Regions from separate parts of the Homo sapiens genome. Here region 2 is linked to region 1. A link is a loop called in an ENCODE intact Hi-C map of the cell type or tissue named here. Cell type or tissue: CD4-positive, alpha-beta T cell. All regions are shown on one strand.

What was found. Hi-C counts contacts between places; a loop is a spot of excess contacts. Peaks named below come from ENCODE experiments on the same cell type or tissue, not always from the same donor. Only the 100,000 strongest peaks of a DNase experiment are listed, where the experiment ranks them.
Region 2: it touches region 1 in a loop (4-fold over the local background); 2 of 110 quality-filtered maps call a loop at or near these places.

The regions. Positions count from the first base shown.
Region 1 is chr6:118,708,940-118,711,439 of GRCh38, forward strand. It overlaps a transcript of CEP85L not described here. Among named protein-coding and RNA genes, the nearest start is that of CEP85L, 59 kb to the left of the region's middle. RefSeq lists a silencer at 1,139-1,188. In CD4-positive, alpha-beta T cell, no CTCF peak of the experiment used is centred here; DNase peaks (open chromatin) are centred at 522 and 1,232; H3K4me3 peaks cover 1,816 bases; H3K27ac peaks cover 2,276 bases.
Region 2 is chr6:117,673,812-117,676,311 of GRCh38, forward strand. NUS1 (NUS1 dehydrodolichyl diphosphate synthase subunit) reads left to right here and starts at 1,658. Exons shown (of 5, transcript NM_138459.5): 1 at 1,658-2,274. The coding sequence starts at 1,860. It overlaps LOC101927919 (a long non-coding RNA gene), which reads right to left and starts at 1,473. Exons shown (of 3, transcript NR_110854.1): 1 at 1,286-1,473; 2 at 836-1,024; 3 at 1-271. In CD4-positive, alpha-beta T cell, a CTCF peak has its summit at 1,535; DNase peaks (open chromatin) are centred at 1,600 and 2,350; H3K4me3 peaks cover 1,648 bases; H3K27ac peaks cover 520 bases.

The sequences.
Region 1 (2,500 bases):
GAAATTTTTAAAATATGAGTGTTATATAGAAAAAGAATGACTAACACTAAAAGCAAACAAAACAGGCAGTTCATTAGAAACCGGTAATATAGAATAGCCCCGATTTTGTACCTAACAGATCTCGGAAAGGGACTGACAGCCCACAGAGAAACAAGAGCAGCACATCAAGACGAAGGCACATTTTCTTCCCAACTGCTGTCATTTAAGGAAAACCCATGAGCGTGAGTTCTCTTATGGGAGGGTAGCGACCTCCATGAAATCATGAGAACATTCCCCCAGTCTAAGTGCTGCCTGGCTTTACTCCCACATCAACAGCAAAACAACTGCATAGCAACCTACATTTGCCCATTTCCTCACTCATTAATGTTTGTCCAGAGGAAACACCCCTGCCAGTCCCTGTCTGCTTTGTAAAGTATGTCAAACAGGAGTTGAGTGTGTACGCCAGATTGGGAAGTGACACATGCTGGCATTTCTCAGCGCATGCGGCTCCCCACTCGGCTTTCTGGAGCTCTGCCTTTTGGCGACAGAGCAGCTAGAGCTCCTCTCCCCTCCCCCATTTCCTCTCATAAAGATAACCAGTAACAACAATTGGCGTGTGTGTGTGTGTGTGTGTGTGTGAGAGAGAGAGAGAGAGAGAGAGAGAGCGCTCCCAGTTGGCCAAGTACCCTTTACATCCAGTGACCTGTTTTACGAATAATAGGAAAGACTTTCCAGCTTATTTTCTGCATTCTCAGGAGTACGCAGAGTTCACAGTAAATGCAGAGTAACAGTCATTTCTAAAACAAAGATAAAACACTCCAAATGCTGCTCTGCAAAGACCATTTGCCATCTGTTCCTTTCCCCCTGACAGGGCTGCTTATCAGGACTCCAGCAAGGACACCATCATAGCAATCTAGATCCGAGTACTTTTCCTCTGTTGCAGGGGGTGTTTCCTTGAACTTTCCCATCTGCTTCTAAGCAAGAGGTATAAAATATTATCTATAAAATAAGACTAGCAAATGACTCACAGTGAATAAAAATAAATCAGGGTGTAGTTTGTCATCATCTTTAAGAGAAAAAAAAAGGAAAATGCTCCACAATTGGAGAAACAACTCACTTTTTCAAACCTCCTCAAGGAACGTCTTCAAATGATAGGCAGGAAATGGGTATGTGGGGGTTAAGTTAAGCTCAAGTAAACTCAAGTGGCAAGAGCATGATCCAGCCCCATCATACATATTCATAAGAGGCAACCTGAGCTTCCGTGTAAAACCACAGTGTGACTGTATTTCCTGCACACACTTTGCATCCCACACAGCCCGGACACACTGCAGCACTGGAGGGGCACAATGCCTTGCTTTAAAACATGGCTCAGAAGAACCATAATTGTTCATTGACAACTTAACCTACACATTGACTGGATGTTCTCCATAGGCCTTATGACAGCTCAAGAAGTATCTGTCAGGATGCAGTTTGAAAGACATCATTGTGCAAGTGTGAATCTCAAGGCTTCGGCTGCTAAGAAGCAAAAATGGAATATGGTTATTTGTTTTCAATAAAGCATTGGGCATTTATTACTAATACTCTAATGGAGAAACAGGTCAGTCTAACCAACATGGGAAGATGATAACACTCTATATACTGCTTCTCTTCTCAACAGACTTTCTACAACAAAATACCCATAGTTTCAGCTGCCAGAAAATATAAACCAAAGGCCTTGTTTCAGTGGGATTTGGGGTGGCATCGATAGTATAGTGGTAAACATAACTGCTTTTCAGTAGAATTTGGGAAGGCATGTACTGGGTTTTTCTTCATTCACTCAACAAATATTTATTAAGTGCCACGATGTGCCAAGTACTGCCCTGGGCACTTGGAAAAACCACAATGAACAAAACACAAAAGTCCCTGCATCATGAAGGCTATGATCGCGGAGTGTTTCAGACTGCCATGCTCCTCCAGAGAGAAAGAACACCTTATCATGTGCCTGTCATTAAAGGGCCTGGACCTTTTTCTTCAATTTCTTTCAAATGCCCTCGATGACTCTGTCAATGAAGTTTGTATGTGTGCCCATATGTGCTGTTTGAAAGAAGGAAGAGAGAGGGAAAGAAAGCAACACTGAAACACGATTCAAAAAGTGATAGAAAGATTTACCTTTATGATTGGGAAAGCCACAAAGACATGAGTACTGGGAAACACAAAAGAACACTAGTGCAGATGGAAAAATCTATTTGTTTTATTAGGAAGATGGAAAATATTATCAAGATGTCAACTCTTGGCCAGGCACAGTGGTTCACACCTGTAATCCAGCACTTTGGGAGCCCAAGGCAGATGTATCATCTGAGGTCAGGAGTTCGAGACCAGCCTGACCAACATGGTGAAACCCTGTCTCTACTAAAAAAAAAATACAAAAAAATTAGCGGGGGGGTTTGGTGGCACATGCCTGTAATCACAGCTACTTGGGAGGCTGAGGCAGGAGAATCACTTGAACCTGGGAGGCAGAGGTTGCTGTGAGCTGAGATCGCGC
Region 2 (2,500 bases), 1.0 Mb before region 1:
CTTGTCAGAACGGATAGACATTGGGGCAAAGAAATGAGTACGGTAGAGAAATGTGGCAACATAGTCGGCATGGGGGGTGGGGTGGGGTCTGCAGAATACGTGGCCAAATCTCAATGGGACACTGGTGTCTAGGGAGCTTCCTTAACAAGCATCATGTAGCTGCATAAACTACAGCAATGGGCAGTGAGGAAGAAGACTGTAGGCTTCCCTGATCATGGCCTTTCGCCTCTCCTTCTTTGTCCATCATCAGAGGAGCTACCGCAGAGGAGACCTGGAGAGAAAGAAGTGTGTGAAGGGTGTGCCTGGTGCCCAGCCCTCAGTTCTTCAGGCTGCACTGCCAAAGGGAGGAAAATTGCACTGCGAAAGGGAGATGGACATGAGATTCAACTTTTAAAGTAAAGTTAAATGAGTCTTAGAAACCAAAATGAGACTAGTTGAAAAAGTGACAATGTTAGAAAAATTAAGTCACATAGCCAAGACGTGAACAGATGTTTCCCAGGGGGAAAAAGAGGCTTTAGCGAACAAAGAATAGGTAGGTATTACAAAAACGCAACTGTTTACACACACACACGTGTGTAAATATGTGTGTATACGTGTGTATGTGTACAGTTGCATTTTTGTAATACCTCCCTAATCTTTATATATATACTTATATAAATATAAATGCAAATAATATAAATATTATTGTTGCACACACACATATATATGATGATAGAGGATGTAGCATGTAGGATAAACCTTGAGAAATGGGTTGGAATGTCGGCAATACCAAGTCGGGAATCAGGAATTCAGGAGAAGAGCTTGAACAAAAAGGGCAAAGACAGTACAGACTTACCGCGGGGAAGTACAAAACCATTCTAGAGGACCACGTCGAAGTCCACATGGACAGAAACATTAGGGTGTTAAAGGGGATGATAAGGCTTGGATGGGCAGTTTGCTTCAAATAGTGGCGGTCATTGAAGTCAGGCACAATTTCTATTTTTTTTCCCCACTGTAAACCTAACCCACGGCGGTTGGTCAAAGTCTTGCCGAATAAAAAAAAAAAAAAAAAAAAAGAATTAAGTGACTGGACTGCCAAGCTGTAGAGCCTCTATTAAGCAATGTACAGCCAGGAAAGGATACCTTAGATGAGAATGACATGGGTAGAGGGGTGTTTCAGGAACATGGCTAAAGAGCCTCGCTCCCAGCCTCAGCCGGGAGGCTGAATAAAGGACAGTAGCAGGATCACTCCAGCCTTTGAGGACACTTTTGGAAACCCTGGTGGATTCCCAGCATCAACACTTACTGAGGGCTGCTTTCCATCCCTAGGTTCTTTCCGGCATTTGTAATTTCCAATCCACTTAGGACACTTCTACTCCTCAGAAACCGTTTCTGTCGGGGCCGTGAGAGGAGACAGTATAAGACTTCCTGGACCCAAGGGACGCCGGGTCCCCTGGAAGCGCCCATCGCATTGAAGACCACGTGTGCCTTGCTGGGGTCCCATTCAGACAAGTCCCGGGTCGTTCGCTCATCGCCCTCCACGCGACCAGGGGGCGCCCGCGGTATCGGCCCGGCTAGTTCGCAGGCGTGCGCCTTCCCTCACTGCGCCGGAACGGGCCACGTTCTCGGACCCAGAAGCCGCGTCAGAATTCCACGCTGGCCAATCGGAACTGTCCATGTACTACTGGGGGCGGGGCTGCCAAGGGAGGAGGAAGATGGCGGCGGGGGCGAGGTGAGGTGTTGGCAGTGGAAAGGGGTTCGGGCTCGGGGGGCGGGGGGACGCGGAGCGATGGCCCGCGCCGGCCGCAGGGGCGGATAAAAAGCCGTCGCGCTGCGGGAGTGGGCGGGAGGGAGAGGGGGTGTCTGAGGGCCACAAGAGTATGACGGGGCTGTACGAGCTGGTGTGGCGGGTGCTGCACGCGCTGCTCTGTCTGCACCGCACGCTCACCTCCTGGCTCCGCGTTCGGTTCGGCACCTGGAACTGGATCTGGCGGCGCTGCTGCCGCGCCGCCTCTGCCGCGGTCCTAGCGCCGCTCGGCTTCACGCTCCGCAAGCCCCCGGCAGTCGGCAGGAACCGCCGTCACCACCGGCACCCGCGCGGGGGGTCGTGCCTGGCAGCCGCACACCACCGGATGCGCTGGCGCGCGGACGGTCGTTCCTTGGAGAAGCTGCCTGTGCATATGGGCCTGGTGATCACCGAGGTGGAGCAGGAACCCAGCTTCTCGGACATCGCGAGCCTCGTGGTGTGGTGTATGGCCGTGGGCATCTCCTACATTAGCGTCTACGACCACCAAGGTGAGGCCCGGTGCGGTGGTGGGGGGTGGCCGAGGCGTCTTGGACCGCTAGACCGCTGGTCTGGCGGGTGGTGCCCATGGCACGAGTTGCCGCGGCCTCTCTGCAAATCACAGCGCTAGCGCTTTCGAGGAAGGGAGATCAGCTTTATTGAACACCTACTAATTCTCTGGATTTGACTCAGTAGCTTTTTAACATTTTAAAAATATCCCTTGGCCGGGCGCGGTGG